Linked DNA regions of Homo sapiens: region 2 is linked to region 1. A link is a loop called in an ENCODE intact Hi-C map of the cell type or tissue named here. Cell type or tissue: OCI-LY7. All regions are shown on one strand. Each heading gives the region's core, and the rest is flanking DNA. Links, peaks and the distances in the headings are about the cores only. Region 1 overlaps POLR1A (RNA polymerase I subunit A). Region 2 overlaps IMMT (inner membrane mitochondrial protein).

The links. Peaks named below come from ENCODE experiments on the same cell type or tissue, not always from the same donor. Only the 100,000 strongest peaks of a DNase experiment are listed, where the experiment ranks them.
Region 2: a loop joins it to region 1, with 3 times the contacts of the local background. A loop is called at or near these places in 7 of 110 quality-filtered maps.

What each region holds. Positions count from the first base shown.
Region 1 is chr2:86,032,721-86,040,720 of GRCh38, forward strand. It overlaps POLR1A (RNA polymerase I subunit A), which reads right to left. Exons shown (of 34, transcript NM_015425.6): 25 at 7,672-7,839; 26 at 6,607-6,742; 27 at 5,980-6,137; 28 at 941-1,067. Among named protein-coding and RNA genes, the nearest start is that of POLR1A, 69 kb to the right of the region's middle. RefSeq lists silencers at 1,001-1,204, 3,929-3,978 and enhancers at 3,199-3,258, 6,607-6,737. In OCI-LY7, for the core only: a CTCF peak has its summit at 3,434 (motif pointing left); DNase peaks (open chromatin) are centred at 3,471, 3,921, 4,601, 7,011 and 3 weaker places; H3K4me3 peaks cover 2,540 bases; H3K27ac peaks cover 6,569 bases.
Region 2 is chr2:86,181,871-86,192,271 of GRCh38, forward strand. All of the region lies in intron 1 of IMMT (inner membrane mitochondrial protein), which reads right to left. Among named protein-coding and RNA genes, the nearest start is that of MIR4779, 6.0 kb to the right of the region's middle. In OCI-LY7, for the core only: no CTCF peak of the experiment used is centred there; DNase peaks (open chromatin) are centred at 3,911 and 4,703; H3K4me3 peaks cover 1,453 bases; H3K27ac peaks cover 2,682 bases.

The sequences.
Region 1 (8,000 bases), core at 1-8,000:
CAAACCCAGTTGCAGGTGGGGATGAGAAGGAAGGGTTATCTTGTAGAATACTGAGTATCTCTTCCTTTCTCCTCCTGAACTTGGCTCCTAGTTTTTTATACTCTCCTTCTGGGTGAATTAAGAATCAAGACCAGGCAGCATTCTAAAGATAGTCCACACCCGCTTGTGCTTGAGTGAGCTAGCAGGTGAACTCACGGAGCAGGAGAGACCTAGCATTTTCCCTGGTGTAGGCCAGCCCCTCATTTTAGGGGTGAGAAGACAGACCCAGAGAAGGGTGACACAACTGAGACCACAGAGCTGGTTGGGGGTAGTCCCAGTCCACATCATCCCCAACCCAAGCAGGCTGGCTGCTGGCTCAGATGGCACCCAGGGACCTGCTCCCACACCACCCTCAGGTCTGGCCTGCTCCTGGGTCTCCTGGCAGATATCTGATTATTTATTCCTGGACTATTTTGCTCCTACTGGTTTTTTCCCTCTTCCCCTTTTTGTCACTGCAGCCCAACTTCTCTGCTTCCAGATACCTCTCTGGTCCCTGCCAGTGCCCTGGTGGGCCTCAGTTCATCTTGCCTGGGCAAGTCGAAGGCAGAGCCAAAGGAAACCGGAAAAAGAACTTTCAAAGGCTCAGCGCACGCCATGACCTCGAGTCCCTCCTCAGGATGAAGACCACTTACAGCGGGCTCTTGGAGAGCAGAGCTATGATGCGGAGGCCTGCCCCGGGGCTGGCTACACCATGCTGCCTGGCAGCCTCGCTTGCCTGGCCCATCAGGCCAAGAAGTGAATGCTGCTTCTGGGCTCTCAGAACAGCAGGTAAAAGCTGAGATAGGTAGGAGATGGGCCAGCACCAGGATGGGGCTGGAGGAGCACAGAGAATAGGCACAGAGCCTGCCCAGTCTGGGGGCTGTCCCTGTGCAACTCTAGTGACCCCCGGGGACTCACTCACCCGACTCCTCCCCAACTCCCCAGCGTTGTCCAGATCCCGCTGTGTAGCTCTTCGAGTGTTTACGTTCCTGAAAGCTGATGCTTTATTATTCTTCTTTTTGATGGATTCCATCAGAAGTTTAAAGAATCTAAAACAAGAAGAAAGCCAAAAAGCCCTGTGCAGTACCAGCATGTCCAGCCCTACCCTCATTTGGGGGATAGGACGCTGAGGGATTCCCACAGGGGATCAGTGCACGAGATGGAGGCCCAGCCTCTCCTAGCCACTCACTTGTCCCTACCCGCTGTTTTGGAACCGTCTCTGGCGTATCAGGAACACCGGTTCCACAGTCCAACAGGCCTGGTCTCAATAGGTGCACTGCCACTCCCGGGGTATGAGTAGGACAGGCAGCTTCCTCAGCTTTAAGCCCCATTGTCTAGAAAATATGGGAATTACTACGTATTCTGCAATCTTGTTTGCTAATGATGAGAAACAACCCTATGTCTGATTCCTCTCACAGCGCCTGGCAGAGTGCGTGCTTGGTGAAGGACAGTTGTAGGTGCCGCTGTGGTCGTCCTCTAACAAGGAAGGCAGAATCTACTGTAGGAGAGGGGAACCCCACCCAGGACTAGGACCTTCCCCTGCCCACAACCTGCAGCATCTCCAGAAGGTGGTGTTGCTCTGGCCAGAGAACTCCCTTGGTGTGGGAGCCCCGGCAATGTGACGAAAGAACGAGGACTTCGGAAGGGCTCATCAAAATTTCGAAGGGCAGAGATAACTTAGCTTGTGGCAATGAATCGTGTCAACAAGTTAGAACCACACCAATTTAAAAGAACCAACCTGAAGCTCAGAACCTGGCCCCCTGCCACTTCCTCCAGAGCCATCTATTTTTAGGGCCTCTTAGGATCCACCCTGTCCCCTCCATACCACTTCTTTCCTCATGTAACCCCCTGCCTGTCTTTTCCAACAGGCCAGAATAGCACACCAAAAAGGGCTGCTTGTGACTGTGAGAATCGGGTCCCTCACACATCCAGCCAGCCGTCCCACTTTCTCTGAGCGCCTATACTGTGCCCAGCATGTGCCAGCCCTGGTGGCAAAGCAAGGACGAAAAGACAGACTCCAGGCCCTCAAGGAGCTTAGAGTCTTCATTTGAAAAAGTAGGCAGGTCAAATGTATACTATTTTGCTCATTAAAAACAAAAGAATGCCACTCATCTTCCCTAATATTATTATTATTAGTTCCCCCCACCGTCCCGAGATGGAGTCTCTCTATCCCCCAGGCTGGAGTGCAGTGGTGCGACCTCGGCTCACTGCAACCTCCGCCTCCCGGATTCAAACGATTCTCATGCCTCAGCCTTCTGAGTAGCTGGGATTACAGGCATGCACCACCATGCCCGACTAATTTTTCTATTTTTAGTAGAAACGGGGTTTCACCATGTTGGCCAGGCTGATTGTGGACTCCTGACCTCAGGTGATCCACCTGCCTTGGCCTCCCAAAGTGCTGGAATTACAAGGGTAAGCCACTGCACCCAGACCCCAATATTATTTTTTAACTTTTTAAAGGTGTACGTGGTTTGCCCTTGGCAGAAAAAAAAGCCCCCTCATCCATTAATCCAGAGAAGAGCTTGTTTACCAGGCACTGGGGACAGGAACAGGATAGCCAGATGAGAGAAGGCCGGGCTTGACTTTAGAAAGATACAATCCCACTGGAAAGAGGGGGTGGGAGAGATGTTTCTGTAAGGACAGGTTCAGGTTAAAGTCCTGACCTGCCACAGACTGGAGAGGAGGGCCTTGATCTCATCTGCAACATGGGATCACTCTCACTCTGCACCCGAGGCTACTGTGCAGAGCAGAGGAGATGGAATGAGGCGGAGTGGGGGTGCGGGGCTCAGCTGCTGCCACACACAGGGCTGCTTCCCTCAGCTGGGCGCCCCAGCCTGTCTCAACTTGTGGCAATGTCACGGCTCTGATGCTTTTGCCCCCAGCATTTCACATCTGGCCTCAACTCTAACTGCCCATCTGCTCCCTCCACCCTGTGCACCCTTTGGGCCTTTGCTTGAGCGGCTCACTCTGCCAGTAACTTCCCTGGCCAATATCTACCTACTGAAGCTGTACTCATCCTTCAAGGCCAGGCCTCAGCAGCTGTAACTCCTCCAAGAAGCCCTCCCTGATTCCCCCAGTTGGGGATGCCTTCTGCCTTCCCTGCCTCTTTTGGTGACCAGGACTTGTGGAGAACGTAGGAGGGAAGGAGGTGAGAAGGCAGAATGAATGGCTGGTGAGTAAGTGGTAGGCATGTGACCAGTGTGCCAGTTTTCCTGGAGGTGCAATTTGCCCTTCTATGGTTTTGCCAAGAGCAGGGGAACTAACGGCCCACAGTGACTGCCTTCTCAAGGTTGTGCAGCTCACCTGAATGTAGCAACAGAAAGGGAACAGGAGGGGCAGGGGCAGAGAAGCCTCCCGTCCCACGTAAATAATTACAAACAGAGCACATGACCCCTGGCGGTTTCTGAACGCGCCTGGCAACAGCTCCACCACCTGCTGTTTGGAAAGTCAGATTCACAGAAGCTACAATTACAGACTGTCAGCTGGGTCTTTTCATGGCTGGGGACCGGAGGCCAAAACTTACAGCCCCTAACTCCTAGCTCAGTGCTCTTTCCACTTCATCTCCCCTGCCACCTGCCAGACAATTTACACAAACAGCCCATGTGATGGGTGCCAGTGCAGAGATCTGGGGGGCCTTCTACGCTTGTATATCTCTACCTAGGGAACCATCTGTCTCGTGCTGTTTTTCTCCAGGCTCTGTCAAGGGTCTCATGACTCCACAGCTGGGAGAAGGGAGGGTGGGGGCAAAGAGAAAGAAAAAGAGGGTGGCAGAGAGGAAGGAAGGGGGAGGGATGGGAGAAAGGAAGGAGAAAAAGCTTCTTGGGGGTTGGCTGCTCTTTTGAAAGTGCACTCACACTTCCTCCCATTTCCTGTGGGCGGCCAGAGGCCTGAACACAGCTGCTCTGCTGCCTGGGGCCTGACAAAGGGAGTCCAGACCGCACCCAGCTCATCCACTGCCCCATCTTTTAGCTCTGCCTAACCCCTCAGCCCCATTCTGCTGAGTCCTTGAGGCCACCTCCACCAAAAGCTACTGCGCATGGCTTTATTTATCACAGATTTTCAAGTTCACAAGCAAAACACAGGGAGGAGTTGAAAAAGTACTTCACGGCTGGGAACAAGCCAGGGCTGTCCCTCATCAGGAAGAAGTCTTAAAAAGTGATTTCCTATTTTCAATTCCATGAGGTAATATAAGTAAAAAGAACCCCAGCATGGGCTGGCGCCAGCCTCATGCCGACCTACCTGCTGGGCTGGCCTGGGCCTCCTGTGAACAGAACTGGGGCAAAACATCTAACTCCGTCCACCCTTAGTTATTCTCTAGAGGCCATGAAATCTGAATTCCCATTTCCCAGAAAACCACTGCCAGGCCAGCACAAACGCCCCCTGCACTTGGTAGTTATGTTCCTCGCTGTTAATTAAGGAGCTGGCAGGCGGGTGCACACAGCACTCCCCTGCCACTCTGCCCAGTGCCCAGATAGCACAGAGGACCACTCGACAGAAGGAATGTTCTCAGCCCAGGCTGGCACCAACGCAGGTGCTCCTGAGGCCCAGCCAACAACAACTTCACCCAGGGCTCGTGAACTGGGGCAGGAAGCACCTGGCCAGTGACCCCCGTCCAAAGGACTGAGTTCACATCCAAGCTCCTCCACCCCAAGACCCACCATCCCAAATGCCACCTGCACAGAGGGCTGGCTCGAGGCCAGGCCCCATAAGGTGAGAGGGCAGAGGGCTGAGGGCAGAAAAGTCGTACTGTGTTGCCCACGCCTGCCCCCGTGACTCAGCGACGAATGGGCATGGCTCAGTATGTGTTTGTGGGATGGCTGAGTGCAGGGAGCTTTCTGCTTCTGCTCTGTCATTGCTTCTCTATCTGAGCAGCTCCCAGAAGACCAAGAACTGGTCTAGATTAGAGGCAGTGGTCAGTGGCCTGTGGCCAGATCCTGCAACAGATGAGAACCATCTGGGCCTTACTGGGCTTTTAAAAACACATGAATTAGTTGCTGATGTTTAAAAGTCAGGAGACCTCAATTATATAAAAGCAAAGGCAAGTAAACAAGTGACCCAAGAAAGAAAAAAACGTAGGGGGTGGGAAGCTTGTTTTCTTTCTTTTTAAATCAAAAGATGTGGCCCCCCGGGCCTCCATTCCTGCATAGTAACAGGTGCCCCTTGAGACAGGTTCCACACTCTTCAGTCTGCCGGGGGCCTCCAAGCCTGCTTCACTGGCCTGTCACCTGCTGGGCTATGCAGCCTTTTTGTGTTCACACTTCACCGTCTAGGGTTAGCTGGTGAGTCAAAAATGCTTCGTGGGCTCTTCCAGTCTTGCCCCAGTCCCCAAAAAGCCCATCCTCCTGCTCCCCGGAACTCAGCATTGTGGCCTCTGCTTTTCAAATATCTAACAGTAACTTGAACTTGAGACAAAAGTTCCTTTTCCCTACTGGACAGGAACTCGGGACAGGAACTCGAATTTCTCTGGAGGCAATCCTGGTTATAGAATGGAGATCTAACAGCAGCGTGCCACCCGCACATTGTTCATTATTCACAGAATCTAAATGCATCAGGAACCACATTATACTGCCTGCAGTAACACCCTAGCAAACATTAACAGCATGTGCTGCTCCGACACCACAGAAGCACCGCTTTGATGGTGCTCCCTTCTCTTTACCACACCCACATTTCCATGTCTTAATGCCTGCAAGCCCCAGAAGACAACAATCCTGACGTCAACCCAAGAGAAGAAATGGGCTCAGGGAGTGACGTGTGGCTAAGAAAGTCATACCCACAAGCCAGACTGTGGTCAGGTTTCCAGATCAGGCTGCAAGGCCCTCTGCTTCCTAAACACTTCCCTTGAAGGGCTCATTTGGGCAAAGGCACTCAATCTCTAGGAGCCTTGTGGCTAGGTGCTTCCTGCCCCAGTTCAAGCGCATTCTCTGGGTCAAGGTCAATGACAATCACAGCCTGAGCCCTGACCTTGTTTCCATGAAGCGCAGGATGTCCTCGGGTCTCAGGCACTTCTCCTGCTGGTAATATGCATGTGGCAGGAACTGAAACCGCAGCTGGTACACCTGGAATTTGTTCTGTTTTTCTTCCATACAGAAGGACTCCTGGACGTCAATTTTCTGCAACACCTGGAACCAGACGGACAGAGAGAACTTGACTTGTTCAGGTCCTAGGTGACTGCGCAATGTGAGTGGGTTACGAGACCCAAGGGTTTACAGAGATAGCAGCTGAGACCACAGGCCAAACCCCAAAGAAACCCTGGTGAGCTATACTGGTGTGGATCTGCTGGGGGGCCCACAGCCTGCAGTCACCTCCAGAGAGTGGCCTGAACCTCCTAGGAGTGGCCTCAGCAGAGCGGGTAGGCAAACTCAGGAAATGGTTTATTTTTCAGGCACAGGAGGATGCTGTGGAACTAATGACTCTCTTAAAAGCTTCCTGATCCATCTCTGCTCAGCACCTGGCAGAGACAGCTTATCTCTCATTGGTGGGAATCTGAGCCTAGGGTCAGAGCAGTAAGCAAAGCCTGTTCTTCACACATGGGGAGGATATAGGAACATGCCTTCACCCCGTCTGCAACCTGGGAAGGAGAGACGTTACCTCCCCCAAGCACACCCTGGTGAGTTGCTTCTTCAGGCTTTTCACTCTCTTCAGGGCTTTCTTGGTGTTGAGCACGGGCACGCTCATCATGGGTGTCTTGATGTTGGCGCTGGCCACCATGAGAATCTCCCGCAACCTGTCACAGAATAAGGGCACATCCAATCATGAGTGGCAACCAGACCTTCTGTTTGGGTGCAGCTTCTCCTAATGATGTCAGAGTTCTTTTGGAATCTGAGAGAGGCCTGGGGATCTCACAGGGATAATATGCTAGATCAGAGAATCCCAGCTCTGGCCTCGTGTGCAACAGTAAGGGACTCCCCTGTCAGTTTCCTCCCTGGAGGGCCCACTCCTTGTGCTCAGGGCTTTGTCTGATTCTTGTTTCCTATCACCTGTGCCTTGCAAACAACAGGTGCCTGCTGACGCTTACTGAATGAACAAGCGATGCAGGGAAGGCAACTAGCACCCACAGTGCTCCTGCTGAGCTCAGCCAGCCCTCACTGCCTGGATGTATAGTGGGTCCCAGCCTCTGGCCTTCCACAGAAGGACCCCCTGAGGTTTGGAAAGTGAGGTACCTGTCCAGAGTCTTTCTGCTAGAAAAAGGCAGGGCCAGGGACTGAATGCAGATGGGTCTGACCCCACACTCATTCCCCTTGTCCAGCACATATATTTACCTGAAGGGCCAGGGCCCAGGGCCACGTGGGGGCACGTTCTATGTGAATGGCTCCCCTGGAGTTGGGCAACCAGGCACCTTGTGTGGGGCTTGTTAACAATGTACGTTCCTGAGTCCTTCCCCCAGCAGTGTGCAGTCTCACAGGCATCCCCAGGAACGTGGATGCAGGAGTTGGCAGAGGAATAAATGGAGATCCTACCAGGCCTGGGCACCAAAGAAACCAGCTGGGCTCTGGAAATTCTAACCCTGATCCCCACTTTAATGAGACCCTGTCCCTCTCTCACACAGACACACTCTCTCATTCACACACACTCACTCACCCCCTCTCATTAAATGGCCCCTTCTCCAGGAGAGGCTAGGACAGACCCCACCCTGTGCTCCCTTGTGCCCCACACCTTGGAATGCCCAGGGTGACGTTCATCTCGCCTCTGCCTGCAAAGTGGAAGGTGTTGAGGGTCATCTGGGTGGAGGGCTCTCCGATGCTCTGGGCAGCCAGCAGGCCCACAGCCTCGCCCGGCTCACACAGTGAGCGCTGCCACTTCAGCTGCAGCAAGGTCCTCAACCTAGAGACGGTGGTGGGGGGTCAGGGTGGGGGTTGTGGCAGGGGTCAGGAGCAGACACCACAGACTGTCAATGCTGCCCGAAACCAGAAAACTGAAACCTCTACCTCTTTCTGGACTCGTTTTTCCTAGGCAAAAGATCCCTCTAATCTTCAAATTCCCAC
Region 2 (10,401 bases), core at 503-8,502, 150 kb after region 1:
GGTCAACTCCTAGAGGCATTCATTTAAAAGCTGATTTTTGGTTTATCTTAGCATATTGTTAGTCTAAAAGCCAACCATTTTAAGAAAAACATTTTAATTAATGTTGTAAATGTTCAAGTACACCTGTCCCCATATAACTAGTCTATCCTTACATAAAAACAAATGATCAGGGCTATATGGCTTGTGATTGGTTTTAATAAGAGTAAAATACACCTAAATATTTCTTAATAATAAATATGTGGATCTCCTAAATTAAGCAAATGAACAAGCATCTAAATACTATTGGGGAAGGTTTTCATAAACTTTAAACCATTCATACCTATTAATTTGAAAATTTACACTTATCAAATCCATAAAAGTATCTTTTTAAAAAATACTAGGAAAAATCAAACTGCAACAAGAGGAAAAATGCTTTTTCTAGGTTCTTTAATGAAATTGTATTTAACGAATATCAGAATAACACAAACTTCCTTTTAAAAGTATCTATAGTTTTAGGAAAATCTATCACATGATCATAGGACACATGAAATTACTCTAGTTATAATTTACACTCTACTGGCCAAAGCCTAGAGGTAAACAGCTAACTAATGCAGTCATACATTTTGAAAAACAAAAAAACAAATCAGATGTTTTAAAATATGTAAAGCAGATACAACTGGTATTAAAAAGTATTTCAATTATTGACATGGTGGCTCATGCCTGTAATCCCAGCACTTTGGGAGGCTGGCGAGGGTGAGCGGCGCAGGCGGGGATTGCTTGAGCCCAGGACGTCAGAACCAGCCTTGGCAACATGGCAAAACTCCATCTCTACTACAAATACAAAAATTAGCCAGGTTTGGTGGCATGTGCCTATAGTCCCAGATACTTGGGAGGCTGAGGCATGAGAATCACTTGAGCTTGAGCCCCGGAGGTGGAGGTTGCAATGAGCCAAGACTGTGTCACTCCACTCCAGCCTGGGCAATAGAATGAGACCCTGTCTCCTCCACTCCCCTTAAAAAAAAAAACAAAAACAAAAACAAAAAATACCAAACAAACAAAAAAAACCCAGTATTTCAATTATTACCTACCCTGTAGAATTCCCAACATTTTTGAACCATTTTTAATAGAAAAGGGTGTTTTCCTTCTATTCTGTAAAGTAGTATGAAATTGTAAACAGAAATGCATCTATTTTTATATGTCAACAATTCCATTTTTGTGACTTAGGGAGAAAATATTAAGAGGCCACTGAAGTTGTATTATATTTAAGGTTGCATTTTTTATCTGTCTAGGTATAAATAGGTATTCAGGTAAAAAGTTAAGGCACTGTCAACAGTGGATAATTAGCTAACTGGAGTATCAAGCAGCAAGCACAATGGATAACTGACTCCAGGAAATCAGGGACAAATTTAATACTAGAGTTTCAGACTACCCAAAGTCACATCAGTTTTTCTTTAAATAATTTTTTTTGTTGTTTGTAGAGACCAGGTCTTGCTATGTTGACCAGGCTGGTCTCGAACTCCTGGTCTCAACCTATTCTCCTGCCACGGCCTCCCAAAGTGTTGGAATTACAGGCATGAACAACCACGCCCAGCATCAGTATTTTTAAATGTTTCTTTATCTACCTTCTATTTTCTTTTATCTTGACTCTCCATCCTCCCTTTGACAGAATGTGTTTTGACTATAAGTTAAAAGCTCCTAATACTAAATAAATTTAAAATCTGAGGTTTTAAATAATAATTTTAAAAGTTTAAATATGCATAGAGTAAAATCTTCCTCATACTTCTTTCCCCAGCCACCCCATGCTTGCCATAGGCAACTGACACTGTCAGTTTCTTATTTATCCAGAGACATTTTATGTATATTTATTCAAATGTGCATATTCTCCTGACTTTCCCCACCTTTACACAAATGATACCATAATATACACGCAATTCTCTATTAAAGTTCAAGGATATATATTTTAAATCACTGTATATCAGTACGTGAAAAGCTTCCCAAGGGATTTCATGATTTGGTATTCCATTGTTACTTAATGTTTAATTGTTAACCAGCCCCTATTGAGGGACACTGAGGTTTTTTCTAAATTTTTGTTAAAATAAATAATGCTACCTGAGTAACACTGTATACACAATTTTGGGTCTATTCTTAAAAGTAAAATTTGCCACGTTGATTAATACTGCCAAATTAGCCAAACTGCCCTCTAGTAATATGAAAGTATGTTTTCCCACATTTTCTCCAACACACTGTATTGTATCATTTTTTTTTCATCATTGACAATCTGAGGGGTGAAAATACAGAAATAGAGTGTTTCAAGCATATAAATAATTTTTTTTTTAAGAGACTGAGTCTTGCTCTGTTGCCAAGGTTGTGGAATGCAGTGGTATGATCATAGCTCACTGTAACCTCTAACTCCTGGGCTCAAGTGATCCTCCAGCCTCAGCCCCCTGAGTAGCTGGGACTACAGGCACATGCCCACCATACCCAGCTAATATTTTTGTTCTTGTTTTTTATAGAGCCAGGTCTGCTATGTTACCCAAGCTAGTTTTGAACTCATGGCCTCAAGCAATCCTCCTACCTTGGCCTCTCAAAGCACTGAGTAATTTTTATTTACATAATTTATATATTAATACGTTTGTTATTGTTAATATAATAATTATAATTACACTGCTATTTAATACCACTAAGTTTAGGGTGGTCTGTTACACAGCTACAGATAACCAAACATATGTTTATACCTAGAAGAGGGGTGCTACTGCAACAAAACATAAACACGAGGTCATGACTTTGGGACTGGTGTTGGGGGCGGCAGAAGCTGAAGAACCTTGAAGAGACTGTGAGCAGAAGCCTAATGGCCTTCCAGAGCCTGTTGGTGAGGGCTTAAAGAAAAGCAAAAAAAAAAAAAAATTTTGGAACCTGGAGGAAAAGATATTCTTGTTATGTAGTGACAGAAGTTTATCAAAACTGTCATCTGTAATGACAGACATGGAAAATAGAAAATTAAGTATAGCTGTAGCTACACCTAATGAACTGACGTACTTGGCTAAAGAGTTCCAAGTAGGCCAGGCGCGATGGCTTACGCCTGTAATCCCAGCACTTTGGGAGGCCGAAGCGGGCGGATCACAAGGTCAGGAGATTGAGACCATCCTGCTGAACATGGTGAAACCCCGTCTCTACTAAAAATACAGAAAATTAGCCGGGCGTGGCAGTGTGCGCCTGTAGTCCCAGCTACTCGGGAGGCTGAGGCAGCATGAACCCGGGAGGCAGAGCTTGCAGTGAGCCGAGATTGCGCCAGCCTGGGTGACAGAGCCAGACTCTGTCTTAAAAAAAAAAAAACAAAAGAGTTCCAAGTATAGTGTTCATCACAAGCGCTAACTGGTTTCTTTTAGCTGAGTATGATAAGGACAGAGATAAGCATTAAAAAACAAAACAAAAACCTGTTTTGCTTTCAAGCAAAATTTAAAGGAAATATAAAAGAGTCAGGATTTGGTGGGTTCAAAAATAAAACTGCTTATTGTTTTCAAATAGATTCTCAAATAGAGAAGGGCTTCAAGCCAAAGATCAAATCTAGTGTGTGACCAAAAGATACTTTGAGATCTCAAAAAGATCTAAGGAGGTGCCCCTCAGAGAGTCTTTTTACCTTGAGGAAAAGGCCCTCTAAGAATCATAAGGATGTGTTTCCCAGATTCTATTGAATCAATAAGGTTACTCAGAACATTAAAGGTGTTACCTACAGCAGCCTCACAGGAAGCCCAAAATGGAGAAGGGCTTATCTTGATAAGATGTGTATCATGCATCTAATGAAGAAAATCCCATTAAGATTCACAGGAAACCCACAAACTTGTTGAGAATTGTGTCAATAAAAAACATGCTGGCTTATATTTAAAGTGAAAAAGAGGACAAAATGAAAAGAAGCTTCTAGACAAACTTCTACAGACAGGAAGTAGGCTGTGAAACAATTCAGCTGTAACAGACAACATATTCTGGAAACGGAAGAATAATTCAAGTGTAAAACCAGGAGCCCAAAGGGTAGAACCAAGAGCTGAGGAGAATCATTCCCAAGCAGTAGGACTGAGCTCTCATCAAGGAATTAGAAACATAGGGCCAGCTGAATTTTACACTTGTTATGGAATGGTGACTGCTGTGTGCCTCTTAGTTTCTGCCTTTTTGAATAGGAGTGTCTAGAGTGATTATCCTGTGTCTGTCATACCACCATATGCTGAATGTATGGGGAGCAGATAATTTGTCTCTTTAGTTTACAGGGCTTTAGATCACCAAAAAAAGTGTTTAAGAAGCTATACCCTAGGGACCACATTCAAGATGTCTTATCCATAGTAGGATCTGATTCAGATGACAAGATCTTGTTCCTAATGCTGATGCTTTGATGGCATTAGACTCTGGAGAGTCTTGGAGAAGGTTGTGAGTGGGAGGGATGTGCATGTGGGAGGGATGTCAGTTGGGTCCAGAAGGCTGAGGATAATATCCAAAATTGACTGCAACAATACTTCCTATACCACATGCTGTTCCAGAAACGTGCCCCTCTCCCAACAATAATAAGTTTTATGTACACTTCCCTTAAACAAGGGCAGGCCTTTGTTACTAATTCACTAATAGAAGGCAGTGAAAGTGATGCTCTGTAACTCCTGAGACTAAGACATAAAAAGGATACAGCTTCTACCTAGCTCTGCCTCTTGTCACACTTGCCCTTGGAACCCAGCCACCAAAGTGTATGGAAGTCCAGACACTTAAAGATGCCACAGATGGGTGATCCAGCCAACAGTCCCTGCTGAGGTGTCAGCTGCAGCCAGTATTTACTGCCACACATGAGAGTAAAGAAGACTTGGGGATGACTGTAGACCTAGTAACTATCTGACTGCAACTTCATGAGGGTCTCTGAGCAAAAATTTTCCAGAACTGAGTAAGGCAATAAATACTGTTATTTTACCCCAAGCTCAAGGTGGCCTGTTATGCAGCTGTAACTCATAAGAACAGATCTTTTTAAATTCATGGATTTAAACACTTTTGATGGATTTCAACCATTTGTAATTACTGTCTTTTTGCTCAAATTTTCCTATCTTGGGCCAATGGAAGCCTCTGCAAGTTTAGGGTGTGTATGTGTGTATCTAGCTCTGGCTCTATACTTCCGGCCATCTGCAAATACCTGGTGGCAGGTATTTTTTTTTTCCTCTATGTGACAAAATCCCCTTAACATAAAATTCACCATTCTAACCATTTTAAAATGTACAATTCCACGGTATTTAGTACATCCACGATGTTGTACAACAACCATCACCACTATCTAATCTTAGAACATTTTCATCACCCTAAAAGGAAATCCTATATCCATTAAGCAGTCATCCCCCATTTTCCTCTCTCTCTGGCCCCTGGCAACCACCATGTACTTTCTGTTTCTATGAATCTGCCTGTTTGAGATATTTTGTATAAATGGAATCACACAATGTACATCTTTTTGTCCAGCTTCTTTCACTTAGTGTAATGTTTTCACGATTCATTCACATTGTAACATGTATCACATATGTAGCTTGTACTTCATTCCTTTTTATGGCTGAATCTAATATTTTATCACGTAAATATACCATATTTTGTTTAACCAGTCATCAGTTAATGGACATTTGGGTTGCCTCACCTTTTGGCTGTGAATTGTGAATAATGTTGCTATGAATATTCATCTAAAAGTTTTTGTTTGAACACCTGTTTTTTATTCTTTTGGCAGGGAACTTCAAGGTCATATGGTAATTCTATGTTTAAATTACTGAGACACAGCCAGGCTCAGTCGCTCACGCCTGTAATCCCAGCACTTTGGGAGGCTGAGGCAGGCAGATCACCTGAGGTTGGGAATTCGAGACCAGCCTGACCAACATGGAGAAGCCCCGCGTCTCCAGTAAAAATACAAAATTAGCTGGGCGTGGTGGCGCATGCCTGTAATCCCAGCTACTCGGGAGGCTGAAGCAGGAGAATCCCTTGAACCCAGGAGGTAGAGGTTGCGGTGAGCCGAGATCGCGCCACTGCACTCCAGCCTGGGCAACAAGAGTGAAACTCTGTCTCCAGAAAAAAAAAAAAAAGTTACTGAGACACCACTAAACTATTTTTTCACAGCAGCTGTACCATTTTACATTCCCACTAGCAATGTATGAGGGTTCCAATTTCTCTATACCCTCACCAACATTTGTTATTTTCCATTTTTGTTTTGAGATGGAGTTTTGCTCTTGTCGCCCAGGCTGGAGTGCAATGGCGCAATCTCAGCTCCCTGCAACCTTCGCCTCCCGGGTTCAAGTGATTCTCCTGCCTCAGCCTCCCAAGTAGCTGGGATTACAGGTGTGTACCACCATGCCCGGCTAATTTGTTATTTTCCATTTTTATTATAACCATCTTAGTGGTTGTGAACTGAGTATCTCACGGTTTTAATTTGCATTTCCCTAGTGTCAAAGGATGTTGAGCATCTTTCCATGTGCTTCTTAGCCATCTGTATATCTGCTTTGGATGAATGGCTATTCAAGTCCTTTGCTCATGCATACACATACACGCACACACGCGCACACACACACGCACACAAATACATATATGTATATATGTGGAGACAGCATCTCACTCTGTCACCGAGACTGGAGTGCTGTGGCACCATCATGGTTCACTGCAGCCTCGACCTCACAGGCTCAAGCAATCCTCCCACCTCTCAGCCTACCGAGTAGCTAACACTACAGGTGCATGCCACCACACCCAGCTAATGTTTGTATTTTTTGTAGAGACAGAGTTTCACCATGTTGTCCAGGCTAGTCTTGAACTCCTGCGCTCAAGCGTTCTGCCTGCCTCAGCTTCCCAAAGTGCTGGGATGACAGGCATGAGCCACAGAGCCTGGGCCCTTTGCCTGTATTTTTATTTGGGTAGTCTTTTTTGTTACTGAGTTGCAGGAGTTCCTTACCTAAAAAGAAACACCTCATCAGATATGAGGGTCTAGTATCCAAAATATCTAGTATCCATTAGAATACTTTCATCCTTTTCACTCTCAAGTATCCCTCTGATGCACAAAAATTTAAAATTTTAATGAAGTCCAATTTATCTTTAGTTTCTCTTGTTGCTTGTGCTTTTGGTGTTATAGTTAAGAAACCATTGCCAAACATAAGGTCTGTCTCCAGAGCTCTCTTAAGTACTAAACTATTAACATAAACTAAATATCCTACATTAACACACAAAATATTGGCTACTTTTTTGTCCTGGAATTCCTTTTTATTAATAAGGACCTATGACATAGAAAGGACAACACTGTTTCAAAGCAATCTGTCTAGACATATGTTATAAGGTTAGCCTTGCTGCTTCTAACCCGCAGAAACGTGATATTAAAAAAAAGAGGAAACATATAATTCCCATGTAATGTTCTTTTTTTTTTTGAGATGGAGTCTCGCTGTGACACCCAGGCTGGAGTGCAATGGTGTGATCTCGGCTCACTGCAACCTCCATCTCCTGGGTTTAAGAGATTCTCCTGCCTCAGCCTCCCGGGCAGCTGGGATTACAGGCACCTGCCACCACACCCGGCTAATTTTTGTATTTTTAGTAGAGACGGGGTTTCACCATATTGGCCAGGCTGGTCTTGAACTCCTGACCTCAAGTGTTCCGCCCCATGATTAATGCTGTTACACAGACCATCTGTTCCTTAGCTCTACCAAACTAAAGTGAAGACATAAAGAAACCACAATCTAGCATGACAACCTGGACATGGAGCCTGTAGTATGAGCTGCCTCATGTGAACTCTAACTAGAGGTTCCAGGTTTCCTCCACAGACTGCTGGTTGCTGTCAACTGATAACGTTTTTGTGGATCTTGTCATACATAAGGACTCCTCCCACACAAACGAAAAAGGCACCCATAAGTTAATGGGCAGTTCTACATTTGAAATATAGATTGATATACAACAAATTAACTTTTTCTACTGTTAATTTAAAATAGTTTATAAGAATCATGCATTAAGGTTAAAAAGTATATCCCACAAAAAAATCCAGTAAGTTTTTACATTGAAATTTTACATTTTACATTACAATTTTACATTGAAGCAGCATTACATTTCAGTATAAACATATTCTATTCTAGGAGAACACGTGCTCTTTAGTTATAGAAATGGCAGATACTTATCAGTATGACAAAAGCAGGAACTTGACACTTTAGTTTTCCCTGCACATATGTGAATATATTTTGTATGTTATCACTTCGGTGTAGTAAGTTACGGCGTAAGATGTATTTCAAAATGGTTTGAAGGCTACTGGTCTAGAGATATGAAAAAAGGAACAATGAAGAGGATTCTAGCATGGGTAGAAGCAAACACCTGGCCGCATGATCTACTAAACTACTTTCTAGCACGTGTGGTTGGCTGCCTATCTCTATCACTGAGTAACATAATGTTTCATAATCCTAACAGAAAGAAGGAATTCTAGAAGATGATAGCTCATGTCCACACACAAGTTCAATCCTAAACTAGCTGGGTTATCAAACTTGGTCTTAAGTAAGCTGGAGCGGTTGATCCTCAAGAATAATAATGTTTCTTCTTCTTCTTTCAAGTTATAAGCAGGAAAGACTACTCCATATGTAAATGACCACTTCCAGGTTTGTAGTTTGAGAGAAGGCTAGGCTAGGCGGAAAGCCCATGTCCTCCAAACTCAATGACCACTTCAAAAAGGCTGGGCCTGGTGATGCAGTATTGGGACTAAGAGAAGAAAGATGGTGTTAGGTCTGAGGAATAAAAGAAGAAAACAAAAACAGAGGGACCAGAGTTCTAAAGCACATTTACTGAATACCCACATCTAAGGAATGCAAGGATGATAAGCCCAAACATAAAGAATAAGGCAGATACTGTGTCGGGTGCAGTGACTTAAGCCTGTAATCCCAGCACTTTGGGAGCCCAAGGCGGGCAGATCACGACGTCAGGAGATCGAGACCATCCCGGCTAATATGGTGAAACCCTGTCTCTACTAAAAATACAAAATATTAGCTGGGCACAGTGGCACGTGCCTGCAGTCCCAGTTACTCGAGAGACTGAGGCAGGAGAATTGCTAGAACCCAGGAGGCGGAGGTTGCAGTGAGCCGAGATTGCACCACTGCATTCCAGCCTGGGCAAAGAATAAGGTAGATACTATCTGTGATGGTTCATTTTATGTGTCAACTTGGACTGTGTTTTTGGATGAGATTAACATTTTAATTGGTGAACTAGTGGCCAGGCATGGTGGCTCACTCCTGTAATCCCATCACTTTGGGAGGCAAAGGCGGGTGGATTGCTTGAGCCCAGGAGTTTGAGACCAGCCTGGGTAATATAGCCTGTCTCTACAGAAAAAAAAATACAAAAGTTAGCTGGGTGTGGTGGTGCATGCCTGCAGTCCTAGCTACTCAGGAGGCTGAGGTGGGAGGATGGCTTGAGTCTGGTGGATGGAGGTTGTAGTGAGCTGAGATTGCACCAATGCACTCCAGCCTGGGTGACAGAGCAAGACCCTATCTCAAAAAAAAAAAAAAAAAAATTTGCCCTATAACATGGGTGGGCTTCATTCAATCAGTTGAGGGCTCAAAAACAACAAAAAGCAAGAGGCAATTCTCTAGCAGACTGCCTCCAGACTGAAACTGCACCATCCACTCTCCTGGGTTTCCAGGCTGCTGGCCAGCAGACTGCAACTGCAATATTGGCTGTCCTAGGTCTCCAGTCTGCCAAACCACACAGCAGATTCTGGACTTGCCAGTCTCCATAACTGTGTGAGTAGAGTCCTTACAATAAATCTTTCAGCCAGGCGCGGTGGCTCACGCCTGTAATCCCAGCACTTTGGGAGGCCAAGGTGGGGGGATCACAAGGTCAGGAGATCGAGACTATCCTGGCTAACACGGTGAAACCCCGTCTCTACTAAAAATACAAAAAAAAAAAAAAAAAAAAAATTAGGCGTGGTGGCAGGCGCCTGTAGTCCCAGCTACTTGGGAGGCTGAGGCAGGAGAATGGCATGAACCCGGGAGGCGGAGCTTGCAGTGTGCTGAAATGGCGCCACTGCACTCCAGCCTGGGTGACAGAGCAAGACTCCATCTCAAAAAAAATTAATAAATAAATAATAAATCTTCCTAGGCTGGGCACTATGGCTCACGCCTGTAATCCCAGCACTTTGGGGAGGAGAAGGTGGGGATATTGCTTGAGCCCAGAAGTTCAAAATGAGCTGGAACAACATTGCGAGATCCCATCTCTACTAAAAGTCCAAAACATTGGCTGGGCATGGTGGCATAAGCCTGTAGTCCCAGCTACTCAGGAGGTGAGGTGGGAGGATCGCTTAAGCCCAGGAGATTGAGACTGCAATGAGTTATGATCACACTGCTGTACTCCAGCCTGGGCAACAGAATGAGACCCTATCTCTACACACACACACACACCCTTATTGTTTCTGTTTCTCTG